Linked DNA regions of Homo sapiens: region 2 is linked to region 1. Evidence: chromatin contacts called from ENCODE Hi-C data. All regions are on one chromosome and are shown on one strand. Each heading gives the region's core, a stretch centred on a gene start or an enhancer-like site at or near the end of the contact. The rest is flanking DNA. Distances are from core to core; before and after follow the strand shown.

Evidence for each region. Hi-C counts contacts between places; a loop is a spot of excess contacts on that map. Pooled maps may share reads with other maps.
Region 2: a loop to region 1 is called in a map of sigmoid colon, with 2.1 times the contacts of the local background. The contact joins two enhancer-like sites. A Hi-C loop is called at or near these places in 3 of 168 maps with a recorded cell type or tissue (PC-9, endothelial cell of umbilical vein and sigmoid colon) and 3 of 50 pooled maps.

Annotation. Positions count from the first base shown.
Region 1 is chr1:226,632,237-226,638,085 of GRCh38, reverse strand. ITPKB (inositol-trisphosphate 3-kinase B) reads left to right here. Exons shown (of 8, transcript NM_002221.4): 7 at 336-407; 8 at 3,200-5,849. The coding sequence ends at 3,415. Among named protein-coding and RNA genes, the nearest start is that of ITPKB-IT1, 40 kb to the left of the region's middle. RefSeq lists enhancers at 2,139-2,922, 5,029-5,178. Within about 2 kb of position 3,399, at least 20 of the 41 ENCODE cell types and tissues checked have a DNase peak (open chromatin) inside an H3K27ac peak, as active enhancers do; they include sigmoid colon, where a contact is called at or near this core.
Region 2 is chr1:226,972,253-226,978,562 of GRCh38, reverse strand. It overlaps COQ8A (coenzyme Q8A), which reads right to left. Exons shown (of 15, transcript NM_020247.5): 5 at 1,040-1,114. Among named protein-coding and RNA genes, the nearest start is that of COQ8A, 35 kb to the right of the region's middle. RefSeq lists an enhancer at 4,122-4,735. Within about 2 kb of position 4,167, at least 22 of the 41 ENCODE cell types and tissues checked have a DNase peak (open chromatin) inside an H3K27ac peak, as active enhancers do; they include sigmoid colon, where a contact is called at or near this core.

The sequences.
Region 1 (5,849 bases), core at 2,150-4,649:
CCGGGGGTGAGACCCACAGAGCTGGCTTCTGGGGAAGATGGGGCACCCCCCAAGGCCAGCAAAGCTTGACATGGGTTTATAGGGCTCCATGGAGAGGGCACTGGGAGAGATATTTGTGGTTCTCTCTCTTACCCTGTCCTTTCAAAAGTCAAAGGTACTGACATTTATGCTGAGAAAGACGCCACAGCAGCCCTGCTCGCAGGAAGCTGCCTCTAGATGTCCGGCGTTTAGGGTAAAGCACATTCACGGGAGGGACCACTAGAGGCCGCATGGGTGTTCTGACACTGCCCTTCCCCACGCGGCGCTTAAAAATCTGGTCCTCTTTCTATTCCCAGATCGCCTATCGGGACCGGCTGAAGGCCATTCGAACCACTCTAGAAGTTTCTCCCTTCTTCAAGTGCCACGAGGTAGATACTGGGCTTTTGCCCTCTTGAGCAGAATGCTGCGCGTGCCAACAGGCCTTCTCCTTCTCCTTCCAGAAGCCCGGGGCATCGGGCATTTTCAGGGTGGTGCAGCCAGAGGCAGGCCATCAGGGACCAGACCCTCGCTGCACGGGGGAGCTGCGTCTCAATGCTTCCTGGGGTGACCACACGGGCTGTCCTGCCTGAGACCCCTGGCTATTGCCCCCTTTCTCCTCCCTTGTCCTTCCAGCTCCAGAGTCTTGTCCATTCTGGGCAGTGGTGGCAGGACTCATATCCCACACACCCGTGGTCTCAGGGCAGAAGCTCTCTGAGCTGCTAGAGTAGCCAGGCACCCGCCGACCGCCACCTACATCTTCAGATGAGACCCTGAGGAGGGCAGGCAGGTCTTCAGGTGCCACTCTCGGGCAGGGCTGGAATCTCCCAACTTTGCATACGTTGGTTGGCAGGGGCAGCAGGCAGCAGGTGGGGAACTGAGACACCTGAGAGAGGCTCTGGGAGGTGTCGGCAGGTTCCCTGGAGGGGTGTGAGACCCTGACATGGGGAGTCCAGGTCCCCAGCCACATGACACATTCACACACACATTCACAGATCCCACACTCATCAATCCTATACCACACACATTCACAGATCACACTCATAAACCCTACATGCACACACCTTCACAGATCACACTCAAACCCTACATGCACACACATTCACAAATCACACACATTCACACACATGCAGATCAATCACATGCATGCACACACATTCATACAGCACATTAACACAAGTCATACGTATACAAACACACACATGTATTCATATATCCACACACATTTTTGTGTGCACACCCACTCATACACAAACATGCATGCCTTTCCCAGTCTCACACACACACACACACACACACACACACACACACACACACAGAGCTGCAGTCCTGGGGCTGGCTAATCCCATGGGTGGGTGGGTGTGAAGCGGGATCCTGCGGCTCCCTGCAGCTGTGTAGGTAGTTCAGGAAAGCAGCCCCTCTCGTAGGGACTCTCTTGTGGAGGTCCTCTTGTATGGGGTCTTACATGGAGGTGGCCTCAGCCTCAGCCTATGCCCACAGAGAAGGCTGCGGAGCCAGCAGGAGGAACTCATAGGGTCAGCCCTGAGGCAGCCAGCAGGGCGGTGCATCTTTCTGCAAACTACACCACCAGGCCTCCTCAGGCAGATGGTCTACCTTGCTCTGCATGTCATTCCCTGCGGGGCGCCTGGAGAGGATGGCTGCGAGGAGGGGGTGGCACACCCAGAGAGGAGACTCAGGCTTTGCTGTGCCCCTAGCAGGGAGCTCGGTCCTTCTCGGAATGTTCTTTGCTCTCCTTGTCCCCCAGACCCTCAGCTCCTCCTGTGGCCTCTCCTTTCCACTTGATGAAGCATCCTCCTGCCACCTGCCAGAGCCCCCTTTGCCCCAGCTGCCTCTCTGGACGATGGGGGTGCTGCCTGGCTGCCTGACCCCAGGGGCCAAGCCTGGGAGAACTTAAGGCCACAGAGCTCTGTCTCAAAGCCGTTCCCACCCTTCTTCAACACTTCTGCTTTTATTTCTTGGAAAAGCATTTTGTTCTACACTTTTTGGGGTCTCCCTTAAGGTCTAGAAAGAGGCCAAATCAGCTTGGGTCTGTTGTTTTCCACCTGCGAAGAGGAAGCCCCTTTTTTGGGCTCAGCCTCGCCAGGGGCCCCACCTGCCCTGCACTGCTGGAAGCTGGAATGTCACCTGAGCCCTTTCTGTGCCCCCGGCCTTCCTCTGGCCCCACTGAGGTGATGCAGGGGTATGTGTGGCCATATTTGGGAAAGCGCCTCGCTCCCATGCAGAGGCTCTGAGCTCACCCAGGAGGGGCAGGCTCTTTGGTGCCCACTATCCCTGGGCCAGGCTGGGAAGGCCCTATAGGGTCTGCCCACGCTGAATCTGCAGGGGTTGTGCTGCTGGGGTGGGGGTGCTGTGTGCATTTGAAACAGGTTCTTCACCACCCCCGCCCCGGGATAGTTTGGACGCTCCTGGGCACCTTCCCCTTCACTGTGGTTCCCTGCAGAGTGTTTGGGAGGAGTCAGGTTCTAGGAGGCGGAAGGGCGAGGCCCCAGATTGGGTTGTGGTCTAGAAAGAGTGGAAAGTTTGCCCAGGTGCAGTGTGATTCATGCCCGTAATCTCAGCACTTTCCGAGGCCAAGGCAGGAGAATGGCTTGAGCTTAGGAGTTTGGGACCAGCCTGGGTAACATAGTGAAACCCTGTCTCTACAAAAATAAAAAACAAAAAGTTAGCCGGGCATCGTGGTGCATGCCTGTAGTCCCAACTACTCGGGAGGCTGTGGTGGGAGGATCGCTTGAGCCTAGGAGATCAAGGCTACAGTAAGCTGAGGTTGCACCACTGCACTCCAGCTGGGGCGACAGAGTAAGACCCTGTCTGGAAGGAAGGAAGGAAGGGAAGAAAGGAAGGAAAAGAAGGAAGGCAGGAAGGAAGGAAAGAAAGAGGGAGGGAAGGAGTGGAAAGTGTGCAGGCCAGAGTCAGGGGGTGAAGGGGTGCCTGCTGCTGCCCACACAGAAGGGTGGTCGCCGACCCTGGAACCCGATGCCCTCTGCCCAGGCATGGCCATTCTTGGGCCGGCTCTGCTGCCTGTCTGAAAATGGGGATTGGAATTGCAGGCACCCAACTGTCCGGCCTGAGCGAGCCTCCCCACCTGGTCACCCAGGCCCCGGGCCGCAGTGGGGAGGGCGAGGCCCGGGCTTCAGCTCACCCTTCACCCCCATGTTCTCCTCAGGTCATTGGCAGCTCCCTCCTCTTCATCCACGACAAGAAGGAACAGGCCAAAGTGTGGATGATCGACTTTGGGAAAACCACGCCCCTGCCTGAGGGCCAGACCCTGCAGCATGACGTCCCCTGGCAGGAGGGGAACCGGGAGGATGGCTACCTCTCGGGGCTCAATAACCTCGTCGACATCCTGACCGAGATGTCCCAGGATGCCCCACTCGCCTGAGCTGCCCACGCCCTCCCTGGCCCCCGCCTGGGCCTCCTTTCCTCCTCCTGTGCTTCCTTTCTCGTTCCTAACTTTTCCTTCACTTACACCTGACTGACCCTCCTGAACTGCACTACAAGACACTTTGTAGAAGAGGAGATGAGAGTTTCTAGTCATTTTCCTAACTTCAGGGCTTGGAGGTGGTGTTTGCACTGCTTTTTGTAGAGAGGGTCACCTACTAGAAGAGAAATGCCCAGTCTTAGAGGTGGGTCAGGTGTAGAGCTGGAGGGGGTCCCTGGCTGCTGAGGGGACCCTACCAGATGAGCCCTGCCTCTGGGAGCCCCCTAGGAAGCACCAGCCTGGACCTACCACCTGCGGAGGCCTGCTGCCCCCTGGCGGCCAGTGCTGTTAGAGTGCTGCCAAGCACAGCCTTATTTCTGCCGGGGCCTCCCCACCGGAGAGCCCAGGGGGCCGGCCGGGTTCCTGGTCCCTGGCTGGGAGCAGGGCTTTCTGGTAGTTGGGGCACAAAACCATCGGGGAACCACATGTTGACTGTGAGCAAAGTGTCTTCCGATTAGCAGCCTCAGGGATGCCCTGGTGGCCTCTCCAGGGCTGCTCAGGCAAGGCCCCCCACCCATCTGGTATGGAAACCTGCCGGCTCCAGGCCAGACCCAGGAGCCAAGAGAAGGCTGAAGCCAGCTTGGCTGTGTTCTCTGATCTAGGCCTTCCCAGAGGAGGCGAGCAGAAGCTGTGCCACTTGGAATTGCAACCCATGAGTTCAGAAGGCACACTCTGCCATGCTGAGCTCCAAGGGTGCTACCAGGGGAAGATGGGATCTATAGAGTCTCTGGGCCCTGGCCCCAGGGAGGAGCACATTTTTCTTGACCCTCACCTACCTGGTGCTAGTTGGTCAACCCTGCCTGCATACATGGGCTCCTGTCATGGGGCCCAGAGTCCCTTGCAGATATAGAAATAGGGGAGGAGCTCAGGTCTGCGCCAGGCAGGAAGAAGGCAGGCTTCTGGCTTCCAGAGGTGCCGCGGTGGCCTCCTGGCATCATTTGTTATTGCCTCTGAAACAAGCCTTACTGCCTGGAGGGCTTAGATTCCTGCTTCTCCAATGTAGTGTGGGTATCTTGTAGGGTATGTGGTGGATGCCAGGGCGTGCTCCAGGCACCTCTTCCTGAAGTCTCTGCATTTGGAGATTCGTGGAGAACCTATTTAAGCCCAATTTTAACTGAAAGCCAGTGAGTCTGATATGGAAGGGAATGTAAAATTTGCCTGACTTCTTAAGAACAAAACCCCCAGCTCTGTGCCCCATGCTCCTTGGGGCTTGCCACCCACTCCTTTGCTGTCAGAGGTACAGGAGCTGGGAGAGTCCAGGAGCTAGGGACACAGAGGGAGACTATGGACCAAGGTGTGTGTGTCTGGAGGAACCACTGCCCACCCCACCACCCCGGGGTCTCTGGGGAACTGTCAACCTGCCCACGGGACATGTACATTTCCCCTTTTGTGCTGGAAGTGTGAGTGACACTTGCTGGGGGTGGAGGGTGGGACACATGAGGATGTATAAGTACAGATTTTAAAAAAGGAAATCAACTTACACTTCCTGGCTCTTGTTTAAAACAGTGGTGAGCTCCTGTGTGGGCCGACTTGCTAAAGGTCACACACGCGCCCGGTGGAGCACGAGAGACCTCGTGGCAGCATGTGATCTGGAAGGCAGGCAGGACGGGGGCGTTGGGGAGCCAAAGTCAACTCTGGGCCTCTGGAGCTATAGTGACTTTTGGGCTAGAAGGGACCCTGGTGGTCTGTGCTTCAGCCATTTGCAGGGCAGGGGCATCATTAATTCAGACGTAAAGATTCTATGAATATGGACTGGCCAAAAGTTATCCTTACTCCATCTGTGAAAGAAGTTTGCTAAAGCAAATCATGATATGAACAAAAATTACAGGGGACCTGTTTAAGAGAACAAAATGTTCCAAGCACTTTAGGCAGACACCAGCTGTTTGCAAACAATGTGCTAATATGCAAATGATGTGCTTATTAAAGGAGGCCCATGGGGCCTCTTATTGGCAATACTTGGCTGTGGGTTACATTAAATATGTGAACATAGTATGAAGTAGCATCATTTTAGGGTTATTCTGTTACTTAGGGTTTTTGTTTTCTGTTTTTTTTTTCTCTTTTTTTGTATTTACCGTGCTAGTTCTCTTCTACACCTACTCTGTCTCTCAAGCCATTTTGCCACTCGCTTCCCTGCCATCTGGCCCTTCCCTTTGTCTCAGTGGGATAGATGGATTGTGAAATGGAATCTCCCAGAACCCCTGCCCTGGCAGCCTGGAAGACCGTGCCTGCCCAGCCCTCGTCACCACAGGGACTCCTTGGGTCCTGGCAGTGCATGTGCCAGCAGGCAGGACAAACTCTGTGTACCTGTGCCCAGGTGAATGGGCGCAGGGTCCTC
Region 2 (6,310 bases), core at 2,918-5,417, 340 kb before region 1:
TGTGGGGGGTGTGTGGAGGGTAAGGAGGTGCAGTGTTCAGTGGGTGTTCGGTGGGTGTGTGGAGGATGTGTAAGGAGGTGTGCAGGTATTTGGTGGGTGTGGAGGGTGTGTAAGGAGGTGTGTGGGTGAGAGGTGGGTGTGTGGAGGGTGTGCAAGGTGTGCGGGTGTTTGGAGGGTATGTGGAGGGTGTGTAAGGAGGTGTTCGGGTGGGTGGAGGGTGGGTGGAGGATAAAGAGGTGTGCAGGTGTGTGGTGGGTGGGTGGAGGGTGTGTAAGGAGGTGTGCGGGTGTTCAGTGGGTGCGGAGGCTGTGTAAGCAGGTGTGTGTGGTGGGTGTGTAGAGGGTGTGTAAGGAGGTGTGCAGGTATGAGGTGGGTGTGTGGAGGATGTAAAAAGGTGCGTGGGTGTGTGGAGGGTAAGATGTGTGGGTGTTTGGTGGGTGTGCAGGGGGTGTGTGACGTGTGCGGGTGTTCGGTGGGTGTGCAGGGGTAAGGTGTGCGGGTGTTCGGTGGGTGTGCAAGGGGTGTGTAAGGTCTGTGGGTGTTCGGTGGGTGTGCAGGAGGTATAAGGAGGTGTGTGGGTGTTCAGTGGGTGTGCAAGGGGTATGTAAGGTGCGGGTGTTTGGTGGGTGGGCAAGGGGTGTGTAAGGTGTGCGCGTGTTCGCTGGGTGTGGAAGGGGTAAGGTCTGCGGGTGTTCGGTGGGTGTGCAGGGGTTGTGTGTGGGTGTTCAGTGGGTGTGCAGGGGGTGTGTAAGGTGTCCAGGTGTGCAGAAGGCGTGTGGATGTGCAGGCAGCCAAAAAGAAGGGGCTGGGTGGCCACTTTGGGCTGGGAGGAGGAAGGGCCTCCAGCCTCACCCCCTCTAAAGCAGGTCAATCTGTCTGTATGAACAGCCTCATCACCCCAGGGACGCCACTTACGTGGAACCCCATGCAAATGCGGCCCAGCTGGCTGACACTCCCAGAGCACAGGTGGGGCTGGGGGCTGACAGGCTCAACCCTCCCGGGGCCCACCCTGCCCCTCCCACTGAAGGGCCCGGCTCACCTGAGGGGTCCTCGGAGCGCAGGCTCTTCTTGGCGACCTCTGCCAGTGCCCCGAAGCCCAGGCCCACGGCCAGACCTGCAAGGAGGAGGGGGCGGGCACTCAGTGCTCACGCAGGGCTGGGGCCACCCGCTCGCCCACCCACAAGGCCTGGGGCAGCACCACACAGACACCGCTTGCACCAGGGGCCCTCGCTGCCACACCAGCATTTTGAAAAGTGGGGAACAAGGTGGGAGATGCCACCTGTTGTTTTAAGAGAACATTTGGCTCGAGGTAGGTGTTTCAGTGAAAAAGATTCAGGAATCCCCCACTCCACACCATCACCTTTGATAATTCACAGGCTCACGGGCACACGGACACCCCAAAGTAATGCCAGCTGGGAAGCACCTGGGAAGGACCCAGCACAAATGGGAAGACGGACCAGGGATGGTCCACAGACCAACGTCACCCCGACCACACAGGGCACCCTGAGAACACAACCACCCGCTTCAGGTCTGTCTGAAGAGCCTCCCATCACCTAGACTTCCCTAATTCACTGGAACAGGAAAGGTGTTGCCACAGGCATACAAAGCACTTGGTGGTGAGAGTGAGAACACTTTTGGCTCCCCCTAATCCAAGCCAGGGGAACTCGCGGGGCTCAGGCGCAGCCCTCGCTGGGTAATGGAAGGCCCTCTCGCCCACCTTGCCCTTTCTGCGGGGCTGGCAAACACTGACATCTGAGGACCGTGGGGTGCCAGGCCTTCCCATTATCCTCTTTCACAATCTTCCGAATCAAGGTCCACTAACACCTCATTTATCCAAAAATCAGTCAATGAATGATCCCAGCTGCTCAAGAAAGCCACTCCCCACCCCTGCCCAGGAGCCCAGAAGGTGCCACTAATGCCACACCTCACCCAGGGCCAGTATTCTCTTCCTTTATACCCAGCTGTAGCTGGCTTTCCGGGTAGGCATGGGTGAGCAGAAAGAGGGTGAAGAGCACCTGGCTGGGCACGGTGACCATGGCCGGCAGGGCTGAGACCAGAGCGGCCGCACGATGAGCCGGCCTCGGAGAGCCCCGCACCCCGCACCCGGGCAACATCGCAGCCCCGCAGCCCCGCAGCCCCGAAGCCAGGCAACATCGCAGTCCCACAGCCCCGCAGTCCCACAGCCCCGCAGCCAGGCAACATCGCAGTCCCACAGCCCCGCAGTCCCGCAGCCCCGCAGCCCGGCAACATCGCAGTCCCACAGCCCCGCAGTCCCGCAGCCCTGCAGCCCCGCAGCCAGGCAACATCGCAGTCCCACAGCCCCGCAGTCCCACAGCCCCGCAGCCAGGCAACATCGCAGTCCCACAGCCCCGCAGTCCCGCAGCCCCGCAGCCAGGCAACATCGCAGTCCCACAGCCCCGCAGTCCCGCAGCCCCACAGCCAGGCAACATCGCAGTCCCACAGCCCCGCAGTCAGACAACATCGCAGCGCCACAGCCCCACTGCCCGGCAGCCAGGCAACATCGCAGCAGGGGGCTGTTGGGGGAGAGGGCTCACACCAGGACGCTCTGTTTAAGGCGCAAGGAAACTGGCATCTGCTTGCATGTTTCCAAATTCTCTACAGTGATTATGCATGACTTTTATGAAAAATACAGAACTTGTTGAAAATTTAATGAAAAGTACATTTTAAAACTAAAAAGAAGACAACTCAATTTTTAAAAAAATGTTTTTGCGATACATTTTTACCCACACCTGGGCAACAGTGCACCCTCCACGTCCCCAGCAGTCTGGGCAGCCCCTGCCTCACAGGCTGTCGTGCGGGCGTGAGTAGAGCACTCGCCGGGCCAGGAACACACAAAGGCCACACAAGCAGCTGCTGTTGTTCTCGTGACTCTATTCAAAAAGGCTGGGCCGGCGCAGAACAAAAGAAATAGAAGGCAAGCCACACATATAATTGTTACTTTTCTAGCAGCCACACTGAAAAAGGCAAGAAGAAACATGCAAAATGAATTCTAATAGTATAATTTACTTAATATACCCAAAATGTTATCATTTCAACAAGTAATCAAAATAAATATTATTAGAGATATTTTGCACTTGTGTGTGTGCACAAAGTCTCCAAACACCATGTGTGTTTTATACTCAGCACATCCCACTGTGGACCAGCCGCATTTCCAAGGCCCCGTGCGGCTGGCGGCTCCGTACTGGGCAGCATGGGGCAGGATAAGCTGAGCCTCCTGGCCCTCAGGAGTGACAACACACATGGTACAGATGTCTGCTGTGTTGGGATGGGGGTGCCTGGCAGGTACATCAGCTCTTTCTCTCGCTGTAGAAAGCCCTGGGCTCAGAGCTGGGAGACACAGTCCCCGTTTAAACATTAACTCCCTGATGCCTGCCCACCTCTGCCCTGCCAGCACTCGAGCACACGATCTGACTTAGCGAAATAAACGGAGACAGGCAACATTAGCCTGTGCACTGCAGTGACCTTCACCAATGTCTCTCTGTGTCTGGATTCTTCTCTGCCTGAAGCAAGTCCAGAGACAAGCCCACGAGAGGGGCAGGTGGATCCACAGGTTACCGGAGATGCCACAGCTGTAGGGTGGGCCACATTGAGCTCCTCCTTCTGCAGGCAGAGGTGTGTCCCCCTCATCACCCTCCATCAGGACCCCCCTCAAACTGTTCTCTGGCCACTTTCAGGCACACAGCTCTCCACTGGCAAGGACCTGTTATTAAACAAATGACCAAAAGAACATTCCACAGAGGAGGCCTCAGGCCCCACACGTCCCTCAGGACCGACCAGCCCAGTGCCAGGCCAAGGCGCTGCCCACTGACAGACAGGCAGGCTCCCCAGGGGACAGAAACCAGCCCAGCTGGCCAGCAACCCTGACCTTGGCCTCACGAGCTCCTGCACCAGTGAACCCAGAATAAACTGAGGCCCTCCCGCCCCAGACTCAGCGCATTGCTCAGGAACCCAGGCCAGCCTCTGCCCTCCATTAGAACCAGCCAGCACTGGAGGCAACTCCAGAAGATGAGCACCTCAGCCGGCACTCCCCGGGTCCTCGTGGGACCCCACTCGGCACCCCCACAGCCCTCAGGACACCTCACACCTCTCCCTGCTCAGATCCACATTCTAAGAGCGCCCCCGGCTTGGCCCACGTGGCCAGCAAGGTCGTCCTGGAGGAAAACCAGCCCCAGCACAAGCTCCAGGCTCTAAAGCCACTGTGAGCAGCCTTGCTTCCCTCCTGGCCTGTTCCAGGAAAGCTTCTGACATGTTTCTCCGAGAGAAGTTATGCAATGAAGGAATGACAGGGGAGGGAGGGGCAGGCTCTCCCCCAGGCAGGAACACAGGCTGCAGGCCAACCTCCTATGACTTCTGGAGCCCAGTCCCCCACAAGGCCCCATCCTCCCAAAAGTCCCTCTAGGAGGTCATCAGAGCCAAACAGGGCCCTCCTGTGGGCAGTCACTCGGCTTCTGCCCAGATGGACACCAGGAGGTTAAAAAAAGCAAAACATCAAACAACTTCCAACAAACAGGGCCCTTCCTAGCAGGCTGGGTGAAAAGTGCTTAAGGGCAGGGGTGAGTAAGTAAAGTTCCTTGGGGCTTTGGCTTTACCTGCCAGAAACTAGGCCTGTTTACAGAGAAGGGCTCGGGGGAGTTTCTCTACCAGCAAGGGGTAAAGATACAGCTAAACAGCAGCAAACTATAAACCAGGCGCTGCGCTAAGCCCAGCTTTTACTGAGGCATCCAACAATCCTCATCTAATAGACAAGAAATCCCCACAGAAAATGCAGCAGCCCAGGAGGCTTCCCTTTGCTTCAAGGTGTTCCTGAATCCCCAGTGTTCAGTCTTTCTCTATCACCACCTGGCATCCTCCAGCTGCCCCCAGCCTCAGGGGAGGACAGGGGGCCTGGGGAGGGGGCTGCAGCCCCCAGCATGGCAGGAAGGGGCACGGGAAGGCGAGAGGAGTTCCTAGCGGCTGCTCTCACAGGTTCTCAGGATCTGTCCCTCTGTTCCCAGAACTGGACTGGTGGGGGAAGGGAAGCCCTATAGCCCCTCTGGGGCCTAATTACAGAGCCTGGCCAGGCTCAGACTTCCACACACACCACAGAGGCCTGGGCTCTAGTCCCAGGGATGTCACAAATAACCATATGGCCCTGGGCCATATGCTTCTTCTTGGCTCAGCTTCCTCATCTGTAACAGGAGAGAATAAGAACCTCTCTCATCTCCAACACAGAGCTCCTGAAATACACAGAAAAGCCCCTTTCCAAGGAGGCTCCTGAGAAGGCAAAAAACTACACTCCCGCACCCCTGCTGAGGGTGCAGAACTCTTGGATCTAGAACACATCTATCCTGCTGCAAAGTGGACCCAGAAGAGCACTGGCACTGCAGGAAGCATGGCGTGTGCCCTCAGCAAATCAGGCTGGCGTCACTGCCTGCCACTTGTCGCTGGCCTTGTATGCAGCCCTGTCAACAAAGGGGCATCATGCCAGCAGGTTAGGGCACACAGTGCTGTTGCAGGGGGTCCTGAAGGTCCCAGCCAAAGGGTCCAACAGCATTGCTGCTGTGGGATGGCTCTCAAGGCCACAGCAAGCCACAGCCAGGTCTCGAACCGTGTCCAGAAACCAAGTGATACTGTGAGTCTTTCACAAAACTAAGTTATTCCATTTATTCTCCTCTGTCTTAAAGCACGTACTTTATACTTTTGCACTGTTAAAATGTCCTTTTGAAAAGATAAATAAAGTGATGGTATAAAGTGGTGCTTTGTTTTAAATGTCCTTACATGCAAAATTTTAAAAATAACCACCCCAAGCCCATTCACCCAATGTTTGTTTTAAATTTTACCACTGAGATGAGGGACACAAAAGTTTGGGGGGATGGGGCACAATGGTCCCAGAGAGAGCTTTGCTGCTGGTGTATTAACAGTATCCGAAGTGTACTGGCATCTTTGGGAAATTAAGCAACAAGAGCCAACAGCCTAAGCAATGCCTGTTTTCTAACATAAGAGAGTTACCTTACCTCTTAGGAAACCCAATAGAGTCTCATAAGCTATATTTAAAAGCAAAGTATTTTTCTGGGAGTAAGGGACCCCCAACCTTTTACCTTTTAAAAATAATAGGATACCCAAAGGTCCATTCCCTCTACTCTTCATTCCTGGCCCACTGACCTGCTTTTTCTCATATGAGCATCTCCTTGTTTTCACAGGTCAAATTTCAAAATCCTTTCTACACAGAATCAAATAATATTATTGCTTCCTCTTTCTTTACTTTTTGTTTCCTGTCTTCCTCTCTCCCCTTTTCCTCTCTCCCCTTCTG